Linked DNA regions of Mus musculus: region 2 is linked to region 1. A link is a loop called in an ENCODE intact Hi-C map of the cell type or tissue named here. Cell type or tissue: left cerebral cortex. All regions are shown on one strand. Each heading gives the region's core, and the rest is flanking DNA. Links, peaks and the distances in the headings are about the cores only. Region 1 overlaps Cat (catalase). Region 2 overlaps Abtb2 (ankyrin repeat and BTB (POZ) domain containing 2).

What was found. Hi-C counts contacts between places; a loop is a spot of excess contacts. Peaks named below come from ENCODE experiments on the same cell type or tissue, not always from the same donor. Only the 100,000 strongest peaks of a DNase experiment are listed, where the experiment ranks them.
Region 2: it touches region 1 in a loop (2.5-fold over the local background); 21 of 42 quality-filtered maps call a loop at or near these places.

What each region holds. Positions count from the first base shown.
Region 1 is chr2:103,452,224-103,462,764 of GRCm38, forward strand. It overlaps Cat (catalase), which reads right to left. Exons shown (of 13, transcript NM_009804.2): 10 at 8,019-8,149; 11 at 4,627-4,734; 12 at 2,855-2,938; 13 at 1,681-2,598. The coding sequence ends at 2,533. Among named protein-coding and RNA genes, the nearest start is that of Cat, 28 kb to the right of the region's middle. In left cerebral cortex, for the core only: a CTCF peak has its summit at 4,588 (motif pointing right); DNase peaks (open chromatin) are centred at 4,601 and 5,620.
Region 2 is chr2:103,702,875-103,710,874 of GRCm38, forward strand. It overlaps Abtb2 (ankyrin repeat and BTB (POZ) domain containing 2), which reads left to right. Exons shown (of 17, transcript NM_178890.3): 6 at 2,179-2,268; 7 at 2,757-2,858; 8 at 4,703-4,799; 9 at 5,206-5,341; 10 at 6,406-6,632; 11 at 7,802-7,980. Among named protein-coding and RNA genes, the nearest start is that of Nat10, 54 kb to the right of the region's middle. In left cerebral cortex, for the core only: no CTCF peak of the experiment used is centred there; a DNase peak (open chromatin) is centred at 3,540.

The DNA of each region.
Region 1 (10,541 bases), core at 1,485-9,484:
CCCTTTTGTCCCTCTTACCCTGTGATCACTTCAGGAACCGAGAAGCCAAGAAACAGCCGCACAGGTAAAACTTATTTCTAGACCAGTACAGTGGCTCTGTGGGCAAAGGCTCTTGCCACAAGCCTGGGGAACGGAGGCCAATGGCTGGGTCCCCTGTGGCAGAAAGAGGACCAACTCCCAAACACTGTCCTCTGATCTTGACATGTGCACCACACACACATGCATGTATGCACGCTTGTACGTGTGTGCACACAGGTACATCCATACTCAAAAATTAATAAAAAAAAAAAAGCAAAAGAAAATAAAAACTGTATCAGAAGAGAAAGTGGGGTGTGAGTTGGGGACAAACTGTGAGAAGGCCCCGGGGGTGGAGAGCTGGGGCGAGGGTGGGGGAGGGTGTCCTCCAGTGCAGTGTAGAATGGGGGTGCTGCTCAGCTCTAACTCACATCCCCTCCACGCAGCAAATGCTCCTCATTCCATGGCCTCAGCCTCAGCCAGAGAACTACCAGTGGGCATGATGTGAAGGCTTGAAAAGCACTCCCACGACCCAGATGGCTTTCTTGACTCTACCACCCCACTCTGGGTCTCAGCAGAGTAGAGATGTGTGACATTGCTGTACCAGCCAAACTGTCCCCAGCTGACACCAGCCTGGATCGGGCTGACTGAACCCAGGGCTGGCACACCACCACTGTTGTTTGAAACCCCTGGACCATACAGTGGCCATGACCATGTGCCTAGGCACTGATGTATACTGTCTCACCCCCACATCCTCCTTAGGATTCAACTGTGCAGCAATTAGGGTGTAACCTCAATACTCCAGAACGAGACAGGAAACAAAACCTGATGAGGGAAGCGAACCTTCTATCTTTGAAAGTCACCAGACGTTTCCACGGAAAAACTGAAGATACTTCATAGCGTTAGCCTGGCAGTTCTCACCCTGTGGGTCATAACCGTTAGAAAACACGTATTTCTGATTGTCTTAGGAACTCCCAACCATAAATGTATTTCTGTTGTTACTTTATAACTGTAATTTTGCTACTGAGAGGTGTCTCTGTTCCTAAGACCATCAAAAATACATACTACCCGACGGTTGTGACCCACAGGTTGGGAACGCTGGGACACATGGCTCTTAACTACCAGCTTATGTGAGAAAATAAACTATAGTAGGGCAGAACCGTAGCTCCTAACTCCCCGACGCCGTATTATAACCCATATGCAAATAACCTCCATCTCTACTGGCTCACGGCATTCATTTTTTTTAAGAGTTTATCTTACAGACTTAATATACAGAGAACTATAAGCACCTTCTCCAAGAGGAGTTGGGTGTAAACGGGTAGACCCACTTTCTGTGTCTACAGACAGACCAGTTTCAGGTCTGCTCAGATACAGGGGTAAGTGGTGGTAAAGAGACAGTTCGTATCTATCAGCCAGGGACCTCAGAGTCCTCTGAAGGTACAGGCAGCTGTGAGCTCACAACGCAGGCACTGGGTACCAAAGTCAGGTCCTCTGTAAGAACAGCACAGGTAGTTAACGTCTGAAGCACTCGCTCCAGTCCCAAGGGGGTTTAATTCTCCTGAAAAGCAAGCTAAGGAGCAAAGGATATAAGAACCTCCAAAGTCAGGACGTTGACTGCTGTCTCAGTGCGCCAGCAGGCCATCCAAAGACAGACACCATGGAGGCTCTGGCCGCTGGCGCTTTTATTGTTACTGCAGAGAGAGCTGGTAATCTCTACTTCACATTCCACATTATACAGAGCTGAAAGCAACCAAACACGGTCCTTCCATGTAGATCATTTTATTGTAAAAATGTAAGCAAGTACAAATCATCCTATGTGAAATCACTGCGTATTAACATCAACATAATCCAAGTGGGAAAAAACAAGAATCTGATTAGCTGCACAGCACAGCACAGCACAGCACCGCACAGCACAGGAATAAACATTAAGTTTCAACAGTGCTAAAGTTACTTTTGGAAGACATGATGCAAGTATGGTTTTGCTTATAAGGACCTTAGAAAAATAAAAAAAAAAATTCTGAGTGGGCCATCTTTATCATCTCTTCATGTGTGTGTATGAGTGTGTGTGAGTGTGTGTATGTGTGTGTAGTGTGTGTATTGCATGTGTGTGTGTGTGTGGTATGTGTGTTGTATTGTATATATACCAGACCATGAGGTAATAGGAGAATACACTATTCTCGCCAAGATTTTTATCTTGTCTAATCAAGTCATGTTTCTGGCTAGAACACCTTTCTTGTAATCATTTTAAATGTAGTCATTTAAATGAATAATCCAAACAGAAGTCCTATTAGATCCATGTTTCTGTTAAATGATTGCTAAGCCCTAACCTTTCATTTCCCTTCAGGAAACGGCATCAAAAGCATGGTTATCATTCACTCTAGAAGCCCGGATTATCGTTTTAAAGTCATCAGCGTGAGTCTGCGCTCCGGAGTGGGAGAATCCATCCAGCGTTGATTACAGGTGATCCTCAGGCTCGGCTTCACGAGAGGTCTCCTCAGCGGAGGCTGAGCACCGGAGTTACAGGTTAGCTTTTCCCTTCGCAGCCATGTGAGAGCCGGCCTGCGTGTAGGTGTGAATTGCGTTCTGTATCATGGGAAGAGAACACAGGACCAGTGAGTTAGGAACCTGGGATTTCTCTTAAAACAACTCAGAAATCCATCCACTGTGAATGAATTCAGTGTTGCGTAGGGGCTAAAATGAAGCGTTATATGTTGTGCCAGTAAGTCAAAGAAAATGCCTAGTAACTGCTGAACTGAGGCGATAATGGCACTGGAAACCAAGCTGTGTCTGACCCAGCCCAGCCCAGGCTCCTCTCCCAGCCACACCACTCAGGGCTCACCTTAGGCTTCTCAGCGTTGTACTTGTCCAGAAGAGCCTGGATGCGGGCCCCATAGTCAGGGTGGACGTCAGTGAAATTCTTGACCTGGAGTCAAAAGGAACTTACATATTAGCATCTCCTCACCCCTATGTGAACTGTCAGCATCTTGTGCTTACTGGTCAGGGGACGAAGGACATTTCAACAGGTCATATCAGGTTCTGGAGAAAGACCTGGGGGGTCCAGTATAAATTCTCCAGTCTATGGGCTGAGCTGCCTCAGAGAAGCCACCTCACCTATCTGAGTTTCCATGTCCCCCTCTGTAAATGAGCAAGACAATTATACTTATGTGGATCATAGAGACACATCTGGTCTTTATCCTCCATTCCTGGCACATGGATCCTGAAGCCTGTGGAATTTACTGTCGTCCGCGTACCACTGAGATGGTTCGTGGGAGGCTCAGTGAACAGCAGGACAGAGCTGGTACCAGACACAACGAGCATAGGATTTGAAGGTGGGACTTCCAATCCCACCCCGAGCCTACGGATGGTGTCCAGTCACCTCATAACTGATGACCTGGTCAGCCATGCCTATGTAGGGAGAACCCCATGAAAGTCCTTGTATGACAGGGCTCCCGGAGCCTCTTGGTAGGTGTCGGGAGGCTGGTACGGCTGAGAGGCATGAAAACTGGTAGCCCTTCCTCCCCATATCGAGCTCAGGCGTCTCATCCATTTGGTGAGTACTGAGATGCCCTTTATGATGAACAGATAATACTACATAAGGCATTTCCCTGGGTTCTGTGAGCCATGCTAGCAAATAACCAACTTGGCAGAGGCTCCTGTGAACCCTGAGACAGCAGTCGGAACTTTCATGTGCCAGCGATCTTGCGTGAAATCTAAAGTGGAAGGGTTCTTACAGGTTTGACCCCTAAATCTGCGGTTATGAAACAAGTTCCAGGGACTCCTGTCACAACTGGACTGAACTGTAAGACAACCAAACACCACCACAAGGGCAAGAACCTCTTATTGAGGGAGAAAACATATGACAGACCTCATAGGATATTACGGGGAAAATACACCTGAACAACTTGTACCAGCCGCCAATAAACAGCTGACCTCACAGTGGATACCCAACAAGCCAGTAATCTGTGTGAAAGGGCAGACTTGGCACTGCCTCGATTTAAGACCATGCACAAACGGTCCAGAAAGGCTACTCAGTTTATATTGAACGTTGTTCTGGGACAACCCAAAAAACTAGAAGCCAGAGAGAGGGCTCCAGGTAGCTCGATGAGCAGTCAGCTGACACACCGCAGCACCTCGACTCAGCCCGCTTCGGGGAATAGCTCCGTTCTTGCTCTAGGAGAAGCAAGCTTCTACTCTGTCTGAAGAAGAGTCGCAGACTCATGACGGTGAACCTGGATACAGGCTTCAAACCACAAAACCGGAAACAATACCTGTCATCCTCTGAAAGCTTCCGGGAGACAAAGCAGAGCCACGGCTGCTGTCACACACAGAACTGACTACAGCTGAACTGCACAGCACACACAAGAATTCACTCTAAACTCAACTGAATGTCTACACACTGGAAAACCAGATAACAATGAGTGTATGTATCACGCCAGACAAAACGCTGAGACAAGGTAATCGAACTTTGACTGAGAATTGCTGCACTGTCTACAAAGTCATCTTAGCTCAGGTAAACTAGAAACTGCTTTTCCTTGCAGGGTTCTCCCACACGGCTGCACTACCTCCATGAGCCAGCAGGTGTCACCCTCTAGCCATCAAAGCCAGACTCACCGCTTTCTTCTGAATGAAAAGCTGAGCGTCCTTCAGGTGGCCGGCAATGTTCTCACACAGGCGTTTCCTCTCCTCCTCGTTCAACACCTTTGTGTAGAATGTCCGCACCTGTTCAGCAACAAGAGAGCAATAAATAAATAAATAAATAAATAAATAAATAAATAAATAAATAAATAAATCAACCATTTTTCCATGAATAAAACTCCAAGAGTCTACATTAGAAATGCACAATTAAAAATCACATTAATATTATAATGAAAACTGTCATATGTGATGAATTAATTTCTTTTGCATTCATTTGTTGGTAATAGCTTGTAACTGGTTTTCTTCTCTGGGTGTCTGTGCAGGTGTGTGTGTGTGTGTGTGTGTGTGTGTGTGTGTGTGTGTGTCCAATTTTCTCAGGATTGGTTGCTGCCACTTAGCACCCACATGCTTCCAAGGAGCATGCTCCGTCTAGTGGGCAGTACTCTTTCCTGGTCATCGGCACTACGTTGAGACCAGCTGTAGCTTTCTGCAACCCACAAAACCTAGGACTTGAACTTTAACTTCTCGGAGGCATAACACCTTCACTAGAGGACACCCCCACAGGACGCATACTTCCCGAATACCTCCACTTGCTACGGGGACTCGATCTCATTACTGGAACCTAGAGATAACGTGTTTAGCTGAGCTGCAGTACCTTTGCAAAACATTTAATTCAGTCTGTCTATGGAGGTAGGAAGGTAGGCAGGGCTGGAGGGAGGGAGGGCTGGAGGGAGGGAGGAGGCAGGCCATCTATGACTTTTTTCTTTACATTTATTTATTTACTGAATGTGGAGAAGCCTGTGCACACATGTGCCATGTGTAGATGTGAAAGGACAACTTGCGGGTATCACTTCTCTCTTCTATGTGGGTTCCAGAGCTCAAACTCAGTTTGCCAGGCTTGGCTGCAAGCGCCTTTAACCACTGAGCCACCTCGCTGCCCAAAAAGTAATTTCTGGAAGCATTCCTAGTGGTTCACTGCAGCCAGCTTCTCACGGGAGCTCACTGCCAATCTTTCAGGGATTCGTTACCAAGCTACAGAGCTTACCGCACACACACAAAACTTTATTTTTTTTCTGCAGCTTTTCTGAGCTCTTGGTCACTAAGCCCTTGCTTTGTCCTCCAAGGCGTTTCTTTTTTAAAAAAAGAAAAAGATTTATTTCCTTTTATGTATATGGATGTTTTGTCTGCATGTATTAGAAATATACGCCACAAGTTTGCCCGGTGCCCAGGGAGGTCAGACAAGGGTGTCACATCCCATGAAACGGAAGTTTTGGATTGTTGTGAGCCACATATGAGTGCTGGGAATTGAGCCCTGGTCCTCTGCAAGAGCAACAAGTGCTGCTAACCACAGGGCCGTCTCTCCAGCCCCTCTTCGAAGCTTTTAATCTGTCTTTCTGATGTTCTTCATGAGAGGAGAGATCTGATATGAGCAAGTCCTCTGAGCCACAAGGCCAAGGGAATCATTTTTAAGGGAAAAACCATGAAGTTTTCTGGGTACTGGTCACAGGACTTTTATTATTGTTCCACTTCACTTTGAACCCATAATACCAGGATCATGGCTGGTTAAAAATTCGAGTCCTACATAATGATAAGAAAACTTCTCACTAAAATAAGAAAACATAGCATAACACAAAGCTCACATAGCAAACCTTAACGTACAAATGGCAGTCTCGTTTCTAAAGGAGTTGTGTGGGTTTGCTTTGTATCGATCTTGACCTCATACAAGCAAACCCTTGACTGCCAAGGCTATCCTGCAGTACATCGAATTCACCCATATCTCTAAAAATAACCTACTATAAAAGGCTTACCTAAATGTGCTATATATCCCACAATAAAATAGAACTAGCCCCCCCCTTTCAAACAAAAACATCTTCACAGTGAATCCAGCTATGTATTTATAAATATTTCACTTGGAATCTACATTTTTAAACTGAGAAAATAAAAATAGGTTCTAACTGAATTTAAATATCAATTTACAGAAAGCTCCCACAAGGGACTCCAGAGCAACTACCTTCTCATTCTTTGGCTGGGTGTGGTGGAAGTTACACTGAGCGAATCCCAGCCCACACCCGGGCTCCCAGAGCATCCACGGGAAAAGCCCTTGGGGCAGCCATTCATAACTGGAAACAGGGTAAGCACCTGAGCCAGGGCAGCTAGCAGTAGGGTGATCCGAGACCAATGATACAGTCTGGGGTAAGAAGACTATCGGATTCTCTCAACTATGACGGGACTAGAGTGAAGGGTGCTCAAAAAGAGAAAAGCTAAGGAAAAAAAACAGCAGAAAAGAGAGTAGGCCAGGTGTGGGCGTGGCCAAACAGCAGAAGTTGAGAGGCAGAGGAGAAAAAAAGGGGGGTGAGGAGGCAGTGCAGTGGGAACAAGCAGCCAGCAGTGGAAAGCGGAAGTGAACCCCCCCCCCACTCCCTGAGAACAGCAGAGCCGGGTGCCCAGGAGCCCTGAGAGGAACCCACACACTCTCGATGCCAGTTTTGTTGTGAGTTTTCCAGGATTAGGATTCAAACCCAAGGCCCTGTCTGTGTAAGGCTAGCAAAGTACCATTTTCCTGGTCGTCAGTGGCCGTCTCGGATCGCCAGGTCTAGTCCCTGGAAACTGAGTTCCTCTGCCAATAGACTTGCTCATTTCTTAAATTCCCAGGAGATCACTGTCCCCAGCATCGCCCAATCATTTCAATAAAGGCTGGGGGTGGGGGCTGAGAACGAGTCCTGATATGTGAAATGGACAGAGTAGCCAGACAGCTCTTTGGCTCTAGCCAATAGAGACTGATTTGTTAGAGCTAAGTCTTCTTTGGATTCAATTCAAGGTGCATTAGACACTGTGATGGTTTGTGTATGCTCGGCCCAGGGAGTGGCACTATTAGAAGGTGTGGCCTTCTTGGAGTGGGTGTGTCACTGTGGGTGTGGGCTTTAAGACTCATCCTAGCTGCTGGGAAGCCAGTATTCTGCTAGCAGCCTTCAGATGAAGATATAGAATTCTCAGCTCAGCCTGCACCATGCCTGCCTGGACGCTGTCAGCTCCTGCCTTGGTGATAATGGACTGAACCTCTGAACCTGTAAGCCAGCCCCAATTAAATGTTGTCATATGTAAGACTTGCCTTGGTCATGGTGTCTGTTCACAGCAGTAAAACCCTAAGTAAGACAGACACCTTAAGAAGTGGCCAGTAAGTCCGATGTGATGGCATGCGCCTTTAGTCCCAGAACTTGAGAGAGAGAAGCAAGGAGGGCACATAGGAGTCAAGGCCAGCCTGGTCTATATAGGCCAGCAGAGCTATATAATGAGACTAATGGCACTCGTTAATGAGGTCTGACAAGAAAAACAGCCAAGCTCCCAGGAGGAGCCCAGAAAGCCATTACCTGAGTGACATTGTCTTCATTAGCACTGTTGAAGCGTTTCACATCTACAGCGCACTGGACGCTGTGCTCCAGGGCTGAGCGCTGCTGCTCTGGTGCGCTGAAGCTGTTGGGGTAATAGTTGGGGGCACCACCTTTGAAAAGAAGCAGAGACATCCTTAGAGATGTCATCTTAGTCATCCTTAGTGAGTCATCAATCTGGGAAGGAGAGGCCCACAGCAGTAATCAAACACACATACATCAGGCACCGATGTAAACACATCACATGCTGGGAAATGATTCTCTCTCCTCAGGTCTAACTACAGGCTCGGGGACACTGCCCTGCCCACAGGCACGTGTGGGCTGCCTGAGTAAAGAGATCTCAAATGCCAGTCAACACTTCAGAGGTCCTTGTCTATAACACCGCCTGGTGCTTACCTGCACCAGGAAGTTTCTTCAAAGATGTGACGTAGTTGTCTCTGAGATCAGGCCCAGAGACACCGGGGGATCTGATCGTCTCATTTGGATGTAGGCTCCATCTAATCGTTGACTCAACTGTACAGAGCAACCTAGTTCTATCCCCTCATTCCCTGGCCAAATCTGAAGCTCTGAGATGTTCATAGCTGGTGCATTGTTGGTGGGGCAGGGCTAGAAGCCTGCACTTCTGTCTGTTTCAATGAGGAAACTCGACAAAACTCTTCCTCGCATGCCTTTAAGGCTTTGGAACATCTCTCCTTAGCTTATTCTAATGTTCCCCTCAATTCTATTTTTACTTTCCCCACTTGGAAAAGTTAAAAAATAAATCTGTATTTGTAATATGCTAGCTTTCATTTATCTTAATTTTTTTGGACAAAATACTGGCAGATATAATTATACATCCTTCATGATTCTGAGATTAAAAAAATAAAGCTTTTCTTTTTCTCAGCTTGGCATTTTTTTATTAACTTTTATTTACTGTGCATGTGCAGGTTTACTTATACCACAAAACCCGTACGGACGTCAAAGAGCTGCTTGTGAGAGTCAACTCTCTCCCTCCATCCACCATGTGGGTCCCTGAGAGTGAACTCAGATCTTTGAGCTTGCAGCAGGTTCCCTGAGCCCTCTGAGCTACCTCACTGGCCCCTTGTTGTGGTATATTTACTTTCCACATGGCACGCTGCCGCTTTGGCTGGTATCAGCAGAAACTTGACTATGGGAGCTCACACTGCCCGTACAGAACGCTGCCTAGGCTAAGGAGTGGCTCACAGGAAGCAGCCTGTGACTGGAATGCTTCGTGGCTCTCCGACAGGACAGATTTTCCACTATGGATAATTAGGAGATGCCACCTAACACAGTGACCAAGGCACCAAGGGTGCATGCAGGGCAGAAAAAAAAAAGGCCATATACCATTATGGCGATCGGTTACTCATTTCAGAACGTAGCCTTGGGGTAGCTGTGTCGCTACGGCAAGGAAAGACTTCAACAGCTAACCACCACAATATTTCTTCACTAGGAATTCACCCTTTGAGAGGTTTTTAATTCTATTTTCAAATACATCCTGACCTTTACCCAAGAGTGGGAGTTGTCTTGGAGGCTCTGGCAACTGGAAACAATTAAGCTCTTTCATGAGAATTTCCAGAGCACAGCACAAACGTGCTCTAAAATCAAGCAGAGGACTTCAGCGTCAACCCCAGAGCAACTTTCTCACAAGTGTGCCAGCGGGATGTAAACACGAACTAATTAACTATAAACTAAGCTCAAGAGAAACAGGGACATCTGTCGGTGCCAGGCACAGCTGCAATAACAAAAAGGCCACAAAAGAAGGAAAAAAACATCAAAGTCTCGAAGACCGGAAAGGCAAGATTTAGACACAGGAAGTGTCAACTACGACGACTCAGGCCCATGCCTCCAGAGTCTTAAGGGAGCAGAAATACTAGACCTACTCAGTGGAGTTTGGCAGAAAGCATGCGCAGTCAGTAAACGCCAGGGAGGCCTGGGAGTTAAGGACAGGACAGCAGAGCACAAAAAGCATGTGCAAAGCAACTAAATGTGTAAAAATGGCGCCTGAAGGAGCACTGCAAGAAATACTGAAAGATGCGATTGGCCTGGCCTCTGGGTGTTAGAACTATTACATGGGTGTTTGTCCTCTATATCCCAAGTTGCCTTTAGAGTACACATATTCTTTGTTATTGGAGGTGTACCCTCTAGTATACGATATGTTTGATTTTTGTACAGATAGCTACTGTTTCAAATAGACTTCACTGGTCAAACTTCTTCAGAGACCGACTTCTGCAGCTATTAACTTAAGCACAGGCTCCCAGCATGAAATTAAAAAACCAAGATATTCATTAAACTCGAATATTAAAAGAAGACACATCAACCAAGCACTCTGCTTGGCTATCCAGAACTAAGACCTGAGGCTTTCGGTGCATTGGCATCAAGAAGGTAATTAAGATGGGAAAGCCACGCACTTGACAAATGAACCCTCAAAGCACTCAAATGCAGGAGAATGTCATCTCGGTAGCTTACTTAGGTAAAGTCAACTTGGGCAACAGACATGGAAGAAGA
Region 2 (8,000 bases), core at 1-8,000, 250 kb after region 1:
GGAGGATCAGGAGTTCAAGGCCAGCTTCAGCTACATAGTGAATTCAGGGCCAGTCTGGACTACAAAGTGAGCTCCTGTCACAATAAAACTGAACGCTAAGCATCTAGTTCATTGGTAGAGTATTTGCCTAACATGTGCAAGGCCCCTGGTTCAGTTTCCAGCACCAAAAGAAAGAGGAGGAGGAGGAAGAGGAAGAGGAAGAAGAAGAAGAGGAGGAGGAGGGCAAACACAGAAAACAAAGAAAGAGCACATTGATGAGAAGTACCAAGAAGCAAAATGAAGGGGAAGAGGGCAGGAAATACTGGGGTGAACCCTGATTTACAGAAGAAACTATGAAGGCGCCTGCACAGTCAGAAGACTGCAGCGCACACCCGCTGTGGAATGTTTGGGTGACTCTGTTTGATCAGTTACTATGTCCCAAATGATACTGTGTGGTTTGGAAGCCTATCCAAAAGCCTGGGGACAGCCAGGCTGCCATGGAGGGTCACGGCCCGTGTCTTACGCCATGACAGTGCAGCCCAGAGACTGGAGCAGCAGATGAAGCGTGAGGCCAGGAGTGCTTTGTGGGGCTGAAACTGAGCCTGAGGGAGGGTGGGGTTGGGTGCAGCAGAACAGGAAAGAGGGTGAGGCAGCTGCCAGCGAGTGTGGCCAGGCCAGGCTGAGGAGCCACAGAGCGAGGAGTGTCTGCACAGTGGAGAACCTCAGGCTGGTGTCGGTCGCATGCAGGCACAGATGCAAGGCCTCTGTGGGAGCCTTCTTCCCAGTGGGTGTTCGCTTCCTCGGGGCCTGCAGTGTTGAAGCCCAGGCACTTACAGTTCACACTGTTGAAGGCTTTAGTCTACCACATCACAGCTGAGGTATCTTGACAAGATACCCTGCCACCAAAGGGACCTTGCTTTCCTTTCCTCAGTGCCTGCGTGTAGAGCAGTTGGTGGGATCTTCCATCAATGGCAGTACATGTTCACTGTGGTTCCTGTTGATATGATTATTACTGCTGTTGTGTTACTGTCAAAACGATGATGGTTAGCCCTGAAATCTGGGCTTCAGCCCTCCATATGTGCCTAAGGGACAGCATAAAAATGTGGCTTCCTTTCTCCTGCTCAGAGCCTGGTGTATGCTCTGAGTGTATACAGATGTGTGGAGAAAAGCTCATTACATACCTGGTGTGTGTGTGTGTGTGTGTGTGTGTGTGTGTGTGTGGAGTGTGGAACAAAGCCAAGTTTCCATCATGCTGCCACTGGCTTCTCCGTAGCTGCTCAGCATTGTTGCTCTATGAACGCTGGTATTTAGAAACAGATGCATAGGTAAACAGGCTGCTCGCCCCATGATTAATCTCAAGCCATTTCCTTATCTCCAGGAACTAGACAAGGATTTATGAGCTGAGAAGATCTTCTCTCCACACAGATAACCTAATAAATAATATCACAGAGCACCAGACAAATGCTTGCCAGGATCCAGCTGTGGCGTGCACTTTACGCCGTTGCCTTTGCCGTCAGACTCCCAGTCAGGGAGACAACCCTGCTAGCTGCCCCTGTAGATACAGTGAGGGAGTAGACACCTCTTACAGTCTGCTCTGTACTGCTCATTAGCACAAGATATGGTCAGGCACATCTCCTCAGAGACACTGCTGAGCACAAGCTTCAACAACTCAGACCGGGGTTCCAGCCTAGGACCTTGGACAGTTAACTCCCCTTCTCTGTCCCATGCGCATACAATGAGGATAACAATAGAAGCCACACACACATAGTAATAGTACAGTGATTAAAGGGAACACTGCGTGTAAGTCACTTCCTATAGTGAATCCAGGCACTGTGTGCAGTGTAATGTGTTACTGTTAATTACCTCTCACTTGGGGTTGTAAGCTTATCATGTATGTACTGAGCACTGTGTATACTAATGCCCTTCTACTACCAACTGAGACACACATTGTTTCTATCTCTAAGATGAAGAAACTGAGGCCGAGAAGAGACATTGGGTCTGGGATCTGGCTGCACTGCTTGCCACGTAGGCCATATATTTCTCACCCCTATGCTGATGACTCTGATTAGCCTTCCAGTTCCTTGGCCCTGGGAGTTTAAGACACAGGACAGCTCCTGAGGAGCAGCTGGGCAGAGACCTGTGGGATGCGGGATGCTCTGTTCCATGCCTGACAATTTAGCATCTACCTTTGATTCACAGGGTATGACGCCGCTTATGTACGCCTGTGCTGCTGGGGACGAAGCCATGGTCCAGATGCTGATTGATGCTGGAGCTAACTTAGATATCCAGGTAAAAGGAAACCCCTGTCCTAGGCCCTAACCCAGGGAGAGGCTACTCCACGATCTCCAGCAGCCAGGCTGGGCGTGGTATTTAAACTCTGTCTAAAACAAGCCAAGAGTAAGAAAGATGGTGGTCAGAGCAAAGACCACTTTCCTCTGAATTTGGACTGAAGTGGGAGATGAGAAGAGAGAGTGGCCATAACTCTATTTTCATAGCTCTTGTCCTCTATTGATAGGCTAATCCCTAGTTGTCCCTGTCTCTGCCTCCTTCAGATGCATAAAGTGCTCCCCTTCTGTCTTCTCTTGCTCAGGAAGACATCACTTGTTGGCTTTGAACCTTGTCCACACAAATGCTCTCAGAAGACATTACCCAGCAAATGTAGATACACTTCTGTTAACTTCGCCACCCTTGCAATGTATCCCTTTAGCTAAAGTACCTGTGTCATCTGCTCTGGAAAGTCACCTTCCAGGAAATAGTGAGGATTTGTTGTATTTTAGGTTCCAAGCCACTCTCCCAGGCATCCGTCCGTCCACCCCGACAGCAGGCATTGGACCTCCCTGACATTTGCGGTGCTACATGGACACATCTCTGTGGTGCAGGTGAGCTTCCGAGGGTGCACCATGTGCCGCAGCTTCCAAAGTGGGCTTTCAAAGTGGATCCAGCCCCAGCCAGACACTGCTCCAGGCCAGGGTCCACCTGACTGGCAAAGCTCACCTGACTCACCTCAGGAGTGAAGTTAGTGTAGAGTTGGAAGAGGAGAGCCAGGCCTAGCCAGGGCGCTCTCCGGGTGAGTTCTGGAAGACTGGACTTCAGTCTGCTCCATTTCACATTTGCAACCCTCATCTAGCCAGGTGCTCTTCCCTCAGACCTGGCTCTGTGTCACAGTGTCCCTCCACTCCTGTCCCTCCCTGTCTCACAGTTCCTGAGGAAGGGCAGATGGCACAGCTCACATGTAAAGCTAAGCCTCGTTGTTGCCCACCTTGGGTTGGGCTGCTATGGCTGGCATCACAGTGAGGAGATGATGCTTCTAGAAGCAGAAGCTGTGGGCAGAAGAGGCACCAGTGACATGGCACTCAGTTGACGAGTCCTGCAGGACTCCACCGACCTGCACCCTGGAGTGGGCCTCACTCCCTCCCCCTCTTCTAGGACGCAAGGCCTCTGTGGGTAGTAAAATCGGGCCTGCCTGTGGTAGTCAGCGCCGCCTGGCGTGCAGCCAACCCTCTGTAGGTGGTTGTTGCCCAGTTGGCCACTGCACATAGTCTGCTTTGTAGTCACTGCCTTCCCAGGCCTGAGCAGAGTTACTGCCTCCGTCCAGGCTGGGCCTGTGGGCTGTGCCCTGCGCTGGCCTGGTGCCCAGTTTCATCCAACAGGCAAGTCTCCACCCCCACTGCCTCGTCCCAGCAGGGAGCACATCTGGTTTCTGACTGACAAGTCGCCAGCAGATACAGGCTTTCTCCGTGCCCCACCCCCTGCAGGGAAGCTTGGAACTCACCTGGGATTTTTTGTATCTGGTTGCCAGGGAGGGGTGGTCAGAGATTTGAGGTGTGTCTTCAGAAGCCTGGAAGTGTGCAAAGCAAGCCCCCTCAACAGCAGAATGCAGGCAGCACACTTGCCTCCTCTGACTCCTGGCAAAGCTGTCCTTGATGGAATGAGGCCTCTTGCACTCCTGGCTAGCCTGCGACAATCTGCTTCTCCCCACCCCTTGCCACCCCGGGTAGCCGCTGAGCCTCTCCAGTGAGGAGTCCCTCAGTGTGTTGGGCACCATATTGTTTAATCTCAGTAATGCTTCAAGGCAGGCCTCTCCCCCCACCTTGTAGCTAGGGAAGCCTAAAGTTCAAGCCATTCCAGTCAGTGGCCAGCACCGTAGCCCGTTCGTCTACACCTGCTGCTGCTCAGGGCCTTGTTTCCCTCTAGGGCAGTGGTTCTCAACCTTCCTAATGCTGGGACCCTTTAACACAGTTCCTCACGTTGTGGTGACCCCCAGCCATAAAGTTATTTTCATTGCTCCTTCATAACTGTAATTTTGCTGCTGTTACGGATCACAGTGTAAATATCTGTTGTGCAGGACATCTGGTAGACCCAAAGGTAGAGAAGTGCTGCTCTAGGTGACAGTTGATTGTAGGTGACACTCCCTGTTCTGCTTATCTGTGTGAGTTCTCCAGAAGGTCTCTGAAGCTGATTGGTGGGAAAGTATTGAGAAGAGAAAAATAGTTCCAAAGTGGCCACAGTTAGAGCATAGTGCATGGTGGGATGAAGGGGGAGATTGCAGAAGTGCAGATCCTGAGGGTACTAGGTGTCCTCAGACTCCAGTGCCTCAGCTGCCAGTGGGAGCTATTTCATGGTCACATGTTTGGAGAGACTTGTAAGTCCTACCCCCTAGAGTACTCCACCCCTCTCCAGGCACCCTGTTATGCTGAGTATGTCTTCTTCCTGTGCCTGACAGCTGCTACTTGATGCCGGTGCCCATGTGGAGGGCTCAGCTGTGAACAGTGGGGAGGACAGCTACGCCGAGACACCCCTGCAGCTGGCCTCTGCAGCCGGTAGGTACACTGCTTCCCTGTCTCTCATGTTCTCACATCATGATCACATTTTAGCCTTGTCACCCAGGCTGGTCACTGAGCTATGTGCTAACTCTAGAAACCCTTAAGGTTCCTTCTAGGCTACTAGGAGGGGGTTCCTTCCCTCTTTCTCCCAGCGCTTTTGCTGAGCAAAGGGTCCAGAGAGGGCCCTGTACGGTAATGAGCCTTCCCCTCCTGAGGACCTAGACAGGGTAGGACACAGCCACCTTCTCTGACCTCCCATTTATACCCACGTTATCATTGCCTGATTGTGATTGTAGGTCTCCCCCACTTATTCCAAGAATCCAATCTTGGAGACCCCATCTGCCCCACCTTGGTTTCCCTCCTCAGATCTCATGAACCCTGGTACTTCCACCTTGTCTTTCAGGGAACTATGAGCTGGTCAGCTTGCTGCTGAGCCGGGGTGCTGACCCCCTCCTCAGCATGCTGGAAGCCAACGGCATGGCATCTTCCCTCCACGAGGAGATGAACTGCTTCAGCCACTCCGCTGCCCACGGCCACAGGTACAAACCCTGAGGTGCCAGCCCTGGGTGACCAGGCACACTGAAATGCACTCTCATGAGCCTGGGCTTCTGAGGCAGGAGAAGAGCCAGGCCTGGTAATGGTTCCTGAAGCCAGAGCTAGGGTGCAAGTTCTCCAGGATGATGTAGGTTCTTGGTCAGCATGGAGGCCCAAGACTTTGGAGACCTGGAGACACTGGATGAGCTCTGACTTCTGACACGCTGGCACTGACTGGGACCTAAACCTCAAGCCCACCCCTTTTTAGCAAAACTGTTATTCATGTAGCTGCCAAGACTCCAGTCCTCTGTGAAGTTGGTGGTGATTTTCCAGTGCCTGTGGTGCTCCCAGAGTATCCCCAGGGCTTCACTCAGCACACGGGCCAGCTATGAAGAGGTTGCTAGTAGCTCCAGGAGCAGATGGCAGGCCTGCCTGGCCCTGTGACTGGCAACAGCAGGCTGAAACCAGAGTCGTTAGGCTGTGCTAGAGGTGGAACGTGGAGGGGAACAAGAGAAGCAGTTACTAGAGAGCAGGAAAGGAGACAGAAAAGAAAGACTGGTGGGGCAAGACTCCAGCGCACAGTTCAGGGCTGTCTCCTCAACACTACTAGACTTGTGCTCCTGCTGTGACCTCCCTGACAGTGCCTGTCCCATGCCTTTTTCCAGACCCCCAAAACCCTTCCCATCAATGCATAGGAGGAAAGCAGAAAGGGCTGGTGGGCTTGTCCACTGTGGAGTAGGTTGCTGGTACCTTTGCATCAGACTGGCACCATGCCCAAGAGAGGGTGATCCTGGCACCCTGTGTTAAGGTGGCAAAGCAGCTATAACTCAGAGAAGTAGAAGAGCCTGAGATCACACAGCCAAGTGCAGAGCTATGACTCCTCAGTCATACTAACACAGAAGAAAGATAGGGTCCTTGGCTCCTCCACACGTCTGCGATGGGGGATGCTGAGAGCCCTCTGCTGCCCTGAGGTAGTCCATCATGGCATGGGCTCTATAATATAGCTCAGTTGGGCACTGTCCACCCATCTTGGGGATTCCAGGGCTCATTTTGCTATCTTGGCTTACAGAAATGTCCTGAGAAAGCTCCTGACTCAGCCACAGCAGGCTAAAGCAGATGTGCTGTCTCTAGAAGAGATCCTGGCTGAGGGTGTGGAGGAAAGCGACACATCGAGCCAGGGCAGCAGTGAGGGGCCTGTGAGGCTAAGCCGAACCCGAACGAAGGCCCTGCAGGAAGCCATGTACTACAGCGCTGAGCACGGTTACCTGGACATCACCATGGAGCTGAGGGCACTGGGTGAGGCTGCTCAGGTGTAAACAGTTGCACAGAAACATATGCACGGACATGTGGGAACAGTCACTGCACAGAAACACACAGTGCATGGGCACATGGGAACAGTCATTGCTCTCAGGGTCCCAGCCTTCTGCTTGCAGGCCAACTCTCCCTTCTGATGGCACACCAGGAGTGTGTATAGGACCCTGAAGATTACAAAGATGTCAGTGTGCCTGGTTGCTCAGCTGGCTTTCTACTCCTGGGGTCTGTGAATCAGTGGATTTCTGCATCATCCAGGGAAACTAGTCAGCCTGGCAGACTTGAACCAGATCCTATGTTATCTGTATAGTGTTACATGATCTAAGCCTCACTCCCCACCTTTTTGTGGGTTTGGTTCTGATTATCTTCGTTCGACTAGGAACAGGATGCTGTCCGCTAGAGCACAAGGCATGGTGGTGTAATTGTGGGGCCAAATGCCAAACCCAATAATGGCAGCAGTTCTCACCCTTCCTAATGCTGTGCCCTTTAATTCAGTCCCTCGTGCTGTGTGACTCCCAACATAACATTATTCTTGTTAATGCCTCACAACTAATTTTTACTGCTATTATGAATCATGATGTGAATACCTGTGTTTTCTGATGGTCTTAGGTGACTTTTGTGAAAGGGTCATTTGTCCTCAAAGGGGTCACAACCCACAGATTGAGAGCCACTGCCCTAAGGCCTGGCCATCAAAGCCCAGGCAGCCCCAGGAACACCATTGGGATATAACTGGATTTTGACATAAATTTCACATCCTAGTCTTGTTGCCCCATGGCCCCAGACTCAGGCCAGGGGACTCCAGTAAACCCCTACATGTCCTGCTGTGCACAGATACACCAGGGAGCTGGATGCTTCATCTCTTCCATGATGGAGCCACTTCAGACTTCTGTTCTTGAGTGCCCTGCGTACTTTCTGGGTACATCTGGTCATCCCTCCCGAATGGGTTTTCTCAGCAAATAGTTGTAGGGCCAACAAGCACTAGGCCCTTAGCTTGGCTGAAGGCCTTCCTCCATGTCATCTGATGAACAGGCAGAGCATCCTATGCCCTGTCAGCTGAGCGACACTCGGCACTCAGTGGGGCATCAAGCAGAGCCCACCCTGAAAAGGCTGTACTTTCCTGGGAGGAAGTGACAGCTTCCCTTCTTTCTGGCCAGGTGTTCCCTGGAAGCTGCACATCTGGATAGAGTCGCTGCGGACCTCCTTCTCACAGTCACGGTACTCAGTGGTGCAGAGCCTCCTGAAGGATTTCAGCTCCATCAAGGAAGAGGAGTACAACGAGGAGCTGGTGACAGAAGGCTTGCAGCTCATGTTTGATATCCTCAAGACCAGCAAAGTGAGTGGGGCCCCGCAGCC